Linked DNA regions of Homo sapiens: region 2 is linked to region 1. The links are chromatin contacts, found by Hi-C or POLR2A ChIA-PET in ENCODE. All regions are on one chromosome and are shown on one strand. Each heading gives the region's core, a stretch centred on a gene start or an enhancer-like site at or near the end of the contact. The rest is flanking DNA. Distances are from core to core; before and after follow the strand shown. Region 1 overlaps TRAF1 (TNF receptor associated factor 1). Region 2 overlaps C5 (complement C5).

Evidence for each region. A loop is a pair of places that touch in the nucleus more often than their neighbours do. ChIA-PET counts read pairs that join two places held with the same protein, here RNA polymerase II (POLR2A). Pooled maps may share reads with other maps.
Region 2: a pooled map shows a loop between it and region 1 (2.0-fold over the local background). The contact joins two enhancer-like sites. A Hi-C loop is called at or near these places in 1 of 168 maps with a recorded cell type or tissue (body of pancreas) and 3 of 50 pooled maps. POLR2A ChIA-PET finds 5 or more read pairs at or near these places in 2 of 52 experiments (A673 and WTC11).

What each region holds. Positions count from the first base shown.
Region 1 is chr9:120,918,724-120,924,505 of GRCh38, forward strand. TRAF1 (TNF receptor associated factor 1) reads right to left here. Exons shown (of 8, transcript NM_005658.5): 3 at 4,982-5,069. Among named protein-coding and RNA genes, the nearest start is that of TRAF1, 5.2 kb to the right of the region's middle. RefSeq lists enhancers at 642-791, 1,991-2,060. Within about 2 kb of position 1,273, at least 12 of the 41 ENCODE cell types and tissues checked have a DNase peak (open chromatin) inside an H3K27ac peak, as active enhancers do.
Region 2 is chr9:120,963,102-120,968,202 of GRCh38, forward strand. C5 (complement C5) reads right to left here. Exons shown (of 41, transcript NM_001735.3): 34 at 535-637. Among named protein-coding and RNA genes, the nearest start is that of C5-OT1, 13 kb to the left of the region's middle. RefSeq lists a silencer at 190-373. Within about 2 kb of position 2,715, at least 5 of the 41 ENCODE cell types and tissues checked have a DNase peak (open chromatin) inside an H3K27ac peak, as active enhancers do.

The DNA.
Region 1 (5,782 bases), core at 23-2,522:
GAGTCACCTTAACACAGGCAGAAACAGAGGGAATGGCTTAAGGTCATGCTGAGCTTGTGAGCAGAGGAGCTGGGCACACCTGTGCATTCTCTCTCACAGTTGTGAGCCCCTGCATGGGCTTGCTGCTCTCCTGGCACTCATGTAGACACTGTCCCATCAGATCCTCACAGCCATGAGGGGGAGGTTGGGGCTCTGAGGTTCTGCTTCCCTCGGGTAGGTGGAGAAGCCGAAGCCCAGGGGCGATCAGTGACTTCCAGGAGGCAACGGGGCAGGCGAGGGGAGCCCAGGAGCCTGGAGTCCGTGTGCAGGCTCCGTCCTCCCCACCATAGTGTCCTTGCCTGGGGTGGCCTCACTCAAAGGCCAGGGACCGAGGGGACAGGAGAGGGAATCAGGAATCAGACTGCATTGCAGGAGAAGAACAGAGGATCTGTCCTGGGCCAACCCTGTCTGGTGTCACAAGTGGCCCCTGTGTGAGTGGCCTCACTGCTTGCAAATTGCTAAAAATAAAGTGTGCAGTGGAATTTCCTCCGAGGAGGAGACAGAAACAGAGAAAACAGATTCCCAGCCCTGAGGGAACACTCGTTCTTCTGTCTGGGTCTGAGGAGTCTCTGCGTGTGTGGTGTTTCCGGCCACCCTGGCTACCCAGGCCCTTTGTGGTGGGGTCACAGTGGGCCCTAGCGGGGGGCCCCATTCTGAGACCTGGGGCCTCCGGGAATGTGACTGTTAAGAGGGTGCTGGGAGCATGAGTGCCACCTCTGCAGCCCCTGCACAGAACAAAGAGGATCTGAGCAGGCCAGGCACTGCCTACCCCCACACTGGGCTGAGGTCAGGGATGCCCGGAGGGGCTGCTGTGACTCAGGTCTCAGCTGGTGCTGAGGGGGTGCTCTACAGTCACATGGGGAGCTTGGTCAGTCTGCCACTGTCCGCCCGTTCCTGCCCTCCTCTGTAACTGGGCCGGTTTACTCTCTGTCAGCCTCTGCTCAGCTCGACCGCCACCTCCTCCAGGAAGCCCTGCCTGATTCTCCTGGTTGAACATAGTCTTGCCCATTCCTGTTTTTCCCATAGCACTTGGTGGACTCCTGCACTAAAGCCTGACTGTGTTATTTAAGCAGGTATGAAACATTTAGGGGAGGATTCCTTGTGTAGAGGCAGCATAGAGAAGATGCCACCAGCTCAGGAGCCATGGGTTAGAGCCTGGCTTTGCCTCCCACTTGCTGTGTGACTTTGGTCCAGGCACACCTCCTCATGGAGCCTCAAAATATTACCTATTGGTAAAATAGGGCTATCACCGCCACCCACCACACAGGATGTCACAGGATCGGGGCGATTACAGATGAACACTGTCAAGCTCAGAAGTGTAAGGTTTGGGGGTTTATTCCCAGGTATCACACTTCAAGGAACACAGATAAACAGAAGCGCATTTACCCCAAATGCACAGAGACTGGGGAAAGACTGCTCAGTGTCTTTCCATGGAGGCAGGACTGACTCCAGGGATAGGAGGCTAAGTTGCCTTTTGTGACCTCAAGGGAGACAGACAGACTTCAGCTCAGTACAAAGAAAGAGGAGAATGTTGCATCACTCAGAGCTCCCCAGGGTAGGTGTGGTTGTTTCATGGAGTAATGACCTCTCTGCCATTGGAAGGACATGGAGCCACGTAGCATGAATCCAGTACAGAACAGAAATTGGACTAGACAGCTTAAACCCTTGTCACTTTCTGAGTCTAGACAAATTAAGGCTTTACTGTGAGCTACTGGCATCAGTTGTCAGCTTGCTTTTGACCTTCTTGAATGGGCCTCAGGGGGAGGGGGTGGGAGAAACAATCCCATTTGCTGATCCTCAGCAGACAGGACTGAAGATTATCTCCAGCCCCCTGGCATCCCCTCCTTCACTGTCACTTCTACAGGAAGATCACGCCAGGCAAGTATCAAGTCTCTAACTAGGTCAACATTAATCCTCTAATATCTGCTTCTTACATTAGGTAATCAGTCCATGGCTCTGGGCACTTCTTTGGGAGATAATCATCTAATGAAGTCACAGGCTGGGGACAAACTGATAAGCAGATGGCATGGGAAGTGTTTGCAAGGAGGGCTGGTCCTCAGCCCTCCACCCTGCCTCCATTTCCCAGGTTGCCCCAGATGTGCAGGCAAACTTAGGAATTACCACACATGCAAAGTGGTGACTTATCATCAGCCACTTTCCTTTGGTCAAAAGTCCCCCAAAGTTCCCACTGGGGCAAAAGTCAGAGGAGTCCCTGGTCCTTCCCCTATGTGGCTTTGTGTAGGTGATCAGACCATGACTTACCGCCCCTCCCCACCCCAGCTTTTCACCAGAAGTCCATGACTCCACGAGGTGGGGAAGCCAGCAGGGAGGGGAGGGGGCTGATGCCTCTCAGAGGTCTGCCCGCATTAAAGAAGGCTTCTTTGCTCCCAAATACAGGCAGCTTCCTCTCCCATCCTGTAGCCTGTTAGGGTGCCTATAATTCTACCATGAATTATAGTGCCTTCACTTGGCTTAAGGCAGCAAGTTTCAAACTGTGCTCTGCAGGGCCCTAGGAGTCCCCAGAACCTCTTAGGGGCTCGGATAGGAGAAAGAAATGGGGCAATTAACAGGTCGGGGCTCCAGGATCCCCCTCCATCAGAATGCTTTTACTTTCATCTGATTGAAAAAGATGAAAAAAAGCCATTGGATTAGGAGATATTAAAATATCTATGTGATCTAAGATTTACACAATAAATGTGTATTAATTTTGTTAAGAGGAAAGAATAAAACAAGCTAAAAACAACAGTCCTAGAGCATTCAAGCAGGTAAGGGCCTTTTGCAAGTGAGGCATAGTGGCTCACAGAGTTGAGGGTCTGCTTGTGTCTCACAGCCGATCCACCAAGAGCCAAACAGTGAGGCTCAGGGAGTTACTCCACGGAGCAGCATATCATATTAACTCTTACCACGTTGCAGAGTGTAAAGTTCCAAGAACATGCATTTGGTCCTTACTCTTACTCTCTGAGGGCCTGCCGATGGAGAGGTTGCTGAGAAGCAGATGGGAGAGTGCTCAAAACCAGCTCTGGGTGGGACAGGAAATTCCCCTGAACTCTCTGAATGAGAGGGACCAGCTCAGAGAAAGGAGAAGGAGGTGTGGACACTCGCCTGCCTCTGGTCCAGCGGTAGGGGGATAGCTGCCCTGCCAGCACTGCTATCACGGTCTGGACATCACAGATCCTGGAAAGGCCTTGCAGAGCTGACTTAATATCCTCATTTTACAGATACAGAAACAGGGCCTGGGAATTGCTGCTAGCCAAGCAGAGAATTATGCAGAACCACCCCTGGACATCAGGCTCCTGATCCCTGGGCCACAGTTTGCTGCAAGAAGAGGGCTTTGGCTGAAAGGAGCCAGGCACTTCCCAGTGGAGGTAGAGAGGGCGGCTGAGCAACGAGACTCCTCTGCAGGTCTCAGGGCCCCGTGTGTAAACAAGAGGATTTGATTTTGAGCAGTGACTCCTGCCTGTTTGGATTCGTGGACCAATACGAGTGTGTTTTTTTTTAAATTGAGAGATTAACAAAGAGATTGTCATCTTTTTAATTTTACTTAGCAAAGGCTTTGCCAAAAACTATCATCTACGATTACATCCTTTCATTTATATAAAGACATGCATAGGACAGACGCAATCTCAGAGTAAAAGTTTGGTTTTATAAATGGAAAGAATTTAGTTTACATAAACTGATTTATAGAATTGCCTTATTTTTATCATTTTGTCATGAGCTGGTGGGAATGGATCAGTTCTGGATAGCATGTGGGAACCTCTGAGCAGGACATGTAACCTATGAGGGTCCTTCCAGCTTGGGAGGGCCAGGGTTCTAAATTGTAGCTCCTGAAAATGTCTCTCTGGCCTATCACACTTCCAAATGTGTCTCTTATTCCTAGAAGCACCGTTTGACAGAGCTCAGGACGTGAGCTGATAATGGTCTCTCCCCACCTAAAGGCAAACAGAGGCAGACAGAACCATCTAGATGAGGAGTTTGCTAACCTTTTTTATGTAAAGGGGTGGATAGTAAATATTTTGGGCTATGAAGTCTTTGTTGCAAGTACTCAATTTTATATAATTTTCATGTGTCCCAAAATATCTTTTTTTGTTTTTTTGAGACAGGGTCTCATTCTGCTACCCAGGCTGGAGTGTAGTGGCACGATCATGGTTCACTGCAGCCTCGACCTCCCCAGGCTCAGGCGACTCTCCTACCTCAGCCTCCAGACTAACTGGGACTACAGGCATGTGCCACCATGCCAGGTTAGTTTTTATATTTTTTGTAAACATGTGGTTTCATCATGTTGCCCAGGCTAGTATCAAACTCCTGGGCTCAAGCTCTCCGCCCACCTCGGCCTCCCAAAGTGTTAGAATTACAGGCATGTAATTCTATGTAATTTGAATTCTAACACTTCAGAATTACAGGCATGTTTGTCATTTACCAAGGGGTTTATATTTGTTATTATAAGAACTTTTTTGATTATTATTGATTGGGGCTCATAACAATTCTGTGATGCAGAAAACAGTTTTACAGACAAGCAAGCTGTGGCTTGAGAACATTAGCAGTGCAGCAGGCCACACAGTGAGAGAGTGGCCTCACAGCCTCGAGAATTACAGGTCATTATGCATGGCCTATCATTCTTCTGATTTTTTCAACCATTTGAAAATATAAAAACCACTCTTAGCTCGTTGCTTAGGTGGTGGGCCAGAATGTGGCCCATGAACCGTAGTTTGTGGACCCCTGGTCTGGACTGTTCTCACTCTAAGTCTATTGCCAGGTAGCTTTAGGCAAGACACTTCACCACTGTGAACATCAGTCTCCTTATTCCTTATAAAGCAAATTCAGTCTGGACTCAGGACTAGTTGGGAGGTGCCTGCCAGGGGTGGAGTGGGCAGCTGTCTACTTGGCTTCAACCTGGAAAAATCAAGACAACGGACAAATGCCTTTCTGTGATGTGCCAACGTACCTTCTCCTGAGTTCGAAGACGGCTTCCTGGGCTTATAGACTGGAGGTCTTCCCCTCTGCATTTGGGGCAGATCTGATCCTCGCCATTCCTGGGGAAACATGGACAAAGCCTTGGAGAGAGGCACTACAGCTCCCTGCACCATCCACTCTCCTGACAGCTCCAGAAGCCTCAACTATCAGCAGGGTGGTGATCATGTACGTCCACAATCCCAGAGCCACAGTTCCTAAATCGCAAAACTGCCGAGTATCCCACATTTTTTGGTAGTTTGCAGTGAGCTTCCTGGGCTGCCAAACCTGCCGTGACTGCACTGACCGGAAGCTATTATAGCCCTTACTTGCCCCACTTAGTGTGAATATATACATGTTTCATTGCAGAAACATTAATGTGCTTGATTACAGGGCACTGCCGCATTCCCTGCCACAATTACATGATGCCCTGATTTGCTTTTCTAAAAAAAATTCTGAATTACAAAACACATCTGATCTCAGGGGTTTAGGCAAAAGATTGCTGACATGTGACTATATTTGCTCTTCTCATTTGGTCCTCCATTTGGTTTTGGTCTTATATGTTTAGTAATTACAGAGGATCATGGCCTATTAGAACAAGAAAGGGCCTCAGAGAACATCTGTCCTAGAGGTTCTTAATCAGGAATGGGTGTCAGATTCTAATGGGTAACACCTGGGTACCCGTGGGTTTTTTGTCTGTTTTTTGGGGGTTTTTCTTTTTTTGAGACAGGGTCTTACTCTGTAGCCCAGGCTGGAGTGCAGTGGTGCGATCTCAGCTCACTGCAACCTCTGCCTC
Region 2 (5,101 bases), core at 1,465-3,964, 46 kb after region 1:
TGAAAAAGTCTGAACACATTAGCATATAAACTCATATTTTACAGAGCATGCTAGTGTATGCTTCTGCTTCACTTTGATAAATCAAAACTTAGGTTAATTATGTTTTGAAAAGAATATTCTGGCCAGGCCTGGTGGCTCACGCCTGTAATCCCAGCAGTTTGGGAGGCCAAAGCCAGTGGATCACCCTGATGTCAGGAGTTCGAGACCAGCCTGACTGACATGGAGAAACCTCGTCTCTACTAAACATACAAAAAAATTAGCCAGGTGTGGTGGTGCATGCCTGTAATCCCAGCTACTCGGGAGGCTGAGGCAGGAGAATCACTTGAACCCGAGAGGTGCGGTTGCAATGAGCCAAGACTGCATCACACTCCAGCCTGGGCAACAAGAGTGAAAATCCACCTCCAAAAAAAAAAAAATATTCTGGGTGATTCTATAAAAGTGGTATATTCAAATGAAAGAAAGTAAAATTGTCTATAAAATAATTCAGAAAAGAAAATGAAGCATTCACAACACGATTTAAAAGAAAACACATACGGCTTTTAAGTCTTCTTCATTTGCACTGATTCCAGTAGGCAAGGAGATGTCCATCACCGCATGAGAGGATCCAGATGATGATTCTTCCCTGCTGGGCTTGTAGCTAAAATAAAAAAGAGGTTAGAAAATATAATAAATAAGTGAATAAGAGTCTTTAAGAAAGGACACTCTTCCTTAGTAGACCTTAATTTTTAAATTTGGGTCTCCATTTATTTGCTTTTCTACAATGTATGGGTTAAAATCTCTGACTTTAGAGTTGCAAGAGATCTTTGAGTCATCTATTCTCTTTCCTCACTTGATCAATAATCTCAACAGACCACTCTACTGGAACACAGAAGTCATCCACACCAAGCTAACTAGCTGGGGAAACTCAGGATGAGAGTAAGGCACTGGTTCAAGGTCACATGGCTAATTCATGCAGAGCTACAGAAGAATCCAGGTCTTTGGATTCTCACGTTAGTTCATTTTCTAATGAAGCATATTCCAAGGAAAAAATCAGTTGTATGTTGAAAAGAGATTCAATAAACATGTCCAGGAAAAGCTGGAAGAAAATACACTAAGGCAAGGCACGGTGGCTTACGCCTATAATCCCAGCACTTTGGGAGGCCAAGGCAGGCAGATCACTTGAGGTCAGGAGTTCAAGACCAGCCTGGCTAACACGGTGAAACTCCGTCTTTACTAAAAATACAAAAAAAATTAGCCGGGCTTGGTGGGACACACCTGTAATCCTAACTACAGGAGAATTGCTTGAACCTGGGAGGCGGAGGTTGCAGTGCGCCGAGATCGCAGCACTGCACTTCAGCCTGGACGACAGAGTGAGAATCCCTCTTTAAAAGCAAACAAACAAACAAACAAACCCACAAATATTAGTAGCTACTTTGGATGGTGAGATTATAAGCAATTATCTCTTTTCTTTTTCATGCTTTTCTCTATTTTCTATATTTCCCATAATAGCTACTTTATATAGAAAATGTTTCAAGGACTGTCCTTTCAGTAGGAATTCTGCTAGTAGGAATTTAAGCGGAAATGCAAAAAGGGCACAATGGGAGGGTTTTGTTTTTGTTTTTGTTTTGTAAGAGAGAAAAGAATACTGAAATGGAGAATCAGGAAACTTGGGTTTTATTCCAGTTCTGAGATTCCCACAAATCATTTCCCCTTTCTAAGCTCATTTTCTTATTTGTAAAATTAACTGTGAAGAAGTATAAGTTTGTGTTTTAAATTTATCTTTATAATTCCCAGGCTTTGGTTTTGGGTGGCAGAGGCTTAGAGCTACCATTAAGAGATGTTAGAAGACATAAAAGAGACAGGCTGGCGGGGCTGAGGCTGGGGCAGAGACAGACGGAGTGTGATTCTGTAAAAGTTGATTTCAGGTTCCAGCCTCACCTCAAGATGCTTGAAAGGCAGCTGGATGTTTGAGAGTGAAGCTTGGGAGAGCAGTCAGGATTAAAGGAAGAAATTAAAAGACAGCTTCATAAGGGGTAAAATGAATTGATCTCACCTACAGGTATGAATGTTGGTGGAAGAGGAGATACTAAGCAAGTTAGTGAGGGGTCAGGGCATATCTTTTCCTCAATGACACCTCATAGAGCATATATAATGCAGTCCCAGCTGGGTGCGGTGGCTCACACCTGTCATCCCAGCACTTTGAGAGGCTGAGTCAGATCAGCTGAAGCCAGGAGTTCGAGACCAGCCTGGCCAACATGGTGAAACCACTTCTCTACTAAAAATACAAAAATTAGCTGGCTGTGGTAGCTCACACCTGTAATCCCAGCTACTTAAGAGGCTGAGGCACGAGAATGGCTTGAGGCTGGGAGGCAGAGGTTGCAGTGAGCTGAGATCGCACCACTGCACTCTAGTCTGGGCAACTGAGCAAGACTCTGCCTCAAAAATAAATAAATAAATAAATAAATAAATAAATAAATAAATAAAAGCAGTCCCCATTAGAAGTCATAGATGTAATATTTGCCACAATAAAGAAAAGTATTCTAAAATCTCTGACTCATAAAAATTTAACCCTATTCTTCACCAAATTAACAATTTAGAACAGAATATAAAACACTTGGAACTCTAATGTGACATCCGAACATCTCCCTAATTGGATGGGTAGAAGCAGAGCACTCTTGCTCACAGATGCAAACACTTTGTCAGCAGGATGGAAAAGGGCCTCCCGAGTGGAGAGTGTCTATGAAAAGGTTGCTGGAGCCTTGATGACTGGTTGCCATGGAGACTGTTTCAATGGTGGAACAGAAATCCTCCTTTCAAGAAGCCCTTTGCCTGCTGCCAAAACCAGCAATCTTCCCCAAAGGCATTTTGTTGTGAGGGAAATGAAATCCTTTTTTCTTTTCTTAGGAATACAACAGAGAGGTTGTAAAAAGGTAAATACACGAAAGAGACCCTCTGAACACAGAAACTTCATGCTGGCATTTTTTAATCAGGAGAGAGAATATTTGAAGGCAAAGAAGTTCCTACATGAATAAGTACTACACAGTTCCTTTTGGAATTTACCCAACCTAACTTCAGTGTCAACAGAGCCAAAAGCATATTCCACCCGCCTTTCTGGAACATTTTGTCCCCAATTTGTAAAAACCAAAGGATAGACTATTCAAGATTGCATTTCTCCTTGCTTTCTTTTGTATATTGATAATCTGGAATTAGGCCTCCTGACAATGAAGTCAAATGAATGAATTTTTGATAACAGCTTTTTTCTGTACGGCAGAATTGTGGATAATTAGAACTGGCAGAAAACTTGAGATAAGGTAGTGCAATATCTTTGCTTTATAGAAGAGGATTGGAGAAGTAAACTGATTTCCTGAAGGTCACTGGAGTTCTTACTGGTAGAGGCTATCCCACAGGTGTCTCACCCTATCAGAGAGCTCTTCTTTATTGCAAGTCTAGATGCCTCCCTGTAGGGTCCCAGGCACTGATTCGAGCTCTGCCCAGAAGTTTGCTTACACTTCCCTTTGACAACTGTTACAAATTTAAAGGTAATTGTGATCATGCTCCTCCCCAGCTGGTAGGTGCCCAAGGGTAGGAATGGCATTTAGGGGGAAAGAAGCTGCCTGGGAAAGGGCGACCTTACTGGAAAGACATTAGGGAATGAGGAAAGATGTTTGAGCGGGAACAGAGAGCAGGGACTGGCCACAGAAGGAAGTAGGAAATGCTGGAAGGAAGAAATGCTGATGAGGAAGGAAATAGGGCTGAATAGTGAAGGAATCCTAAGAAGCGATTGGGCTTGGGACATAGAGAAGACTGGGAAACAGCTGGGAGGGAGGCAGGGAGAAACTATGTGCTGTTCCTTGGGATTAGTGGTCTTAGATTACACTGATTGAAAGAGGTGGTTTAGGCTGAGCGTGGTGGCTCAGGCTTGTAATCCCAGCACTTTGGGAGGCTAAGGTGGGCAGACCAGCTGAGGTTAGGAGTTCAAGACCAGCCTGGCCAACATGCTGAAACCCCATCTCTACTAAAAATAAAAAAATTAGCCAGGCATGGTGGCATGTGCCTGTAATCCCAGCTACTCGGGAGGCTGAGGAAGGAGAATCACCTGAACCTGGGAGGTGGAGGTTGTAGTGAGCCGAGATCACGCCACTGCACTCCAGCCTGGGAGACAGAGTGAAACTCCATCTCAAAAAAAAAAAAAAAAAAGATGTGGTTTAGATACTGGATTGAACATCAGAGGTTGGGGATTTGAGCCCCTAGCTCTGCCTCTAACTCTGTGAGCATTTGGCAGGCGACTTTATCTCTTTGGGTCTTAGTTTCTTCATTTCCAAAACAAGAGGATTATGATATCATCCCTAAGGTCCTTCTCAGCTCTCATCTTTTGCACAACACTATTGAATTTCCAAGTTATCCACACTGGGTGCATGATTATAAGTAAAATCAGCAAAATGCCATCCACAGATATCACTGTTATTGACAATACAAGAGTTAAGAAAATAGAACACAATAGAAAGGACTGAGGGACGATGGAAAGAACAGGGAAGAAGTCTGTGTTTCAGTCCTGGCTCTACCACTCTCTGATCACACTGTGTGATCACCAAAGCCAAAAGTATATACATATTTTCAAATACCTACATATTCTTTTCTTTTTCTTTTTTTTTTTATTTGGAGACAAGGTCTCAATTTTTCGTCCAGGTTGGAGTGCAGTGGCGTGGTCACAGCTCACTGCAGCCTCAACCTCCTGGGCTCAAGCAATCCTCCTGCCTCAGCCTCCTGAGTAGCTGGGACTACAAGTGTGTGCCACCATGTCTGGCTAATTTTTAAAATTTGCTGTAGAGATGGGGTCTGGCTATGGTGCCCAGGCTGTTCTTGAACTCCTGGGCTCAAGCAATTCTCTCTCCTTGGCCTCCCAAAGTGTTGGGATTACAGTATGAGCCACTGTACCCGGCAAAAAACCTACACTTTCATAAATGTTTTAGGATGGTGGCTGTGGTAAGCAGAATAATGGCCCCCAAGGGTGTCCATGTCCTAATCCCCTGAACCTGTGAATATGTTACCTTATGTGGCAAAGAGAACTTTACAGATGTGATTAAATTAAGGATTTGAGATAGGGGGTTATTTGTGCAGGCCT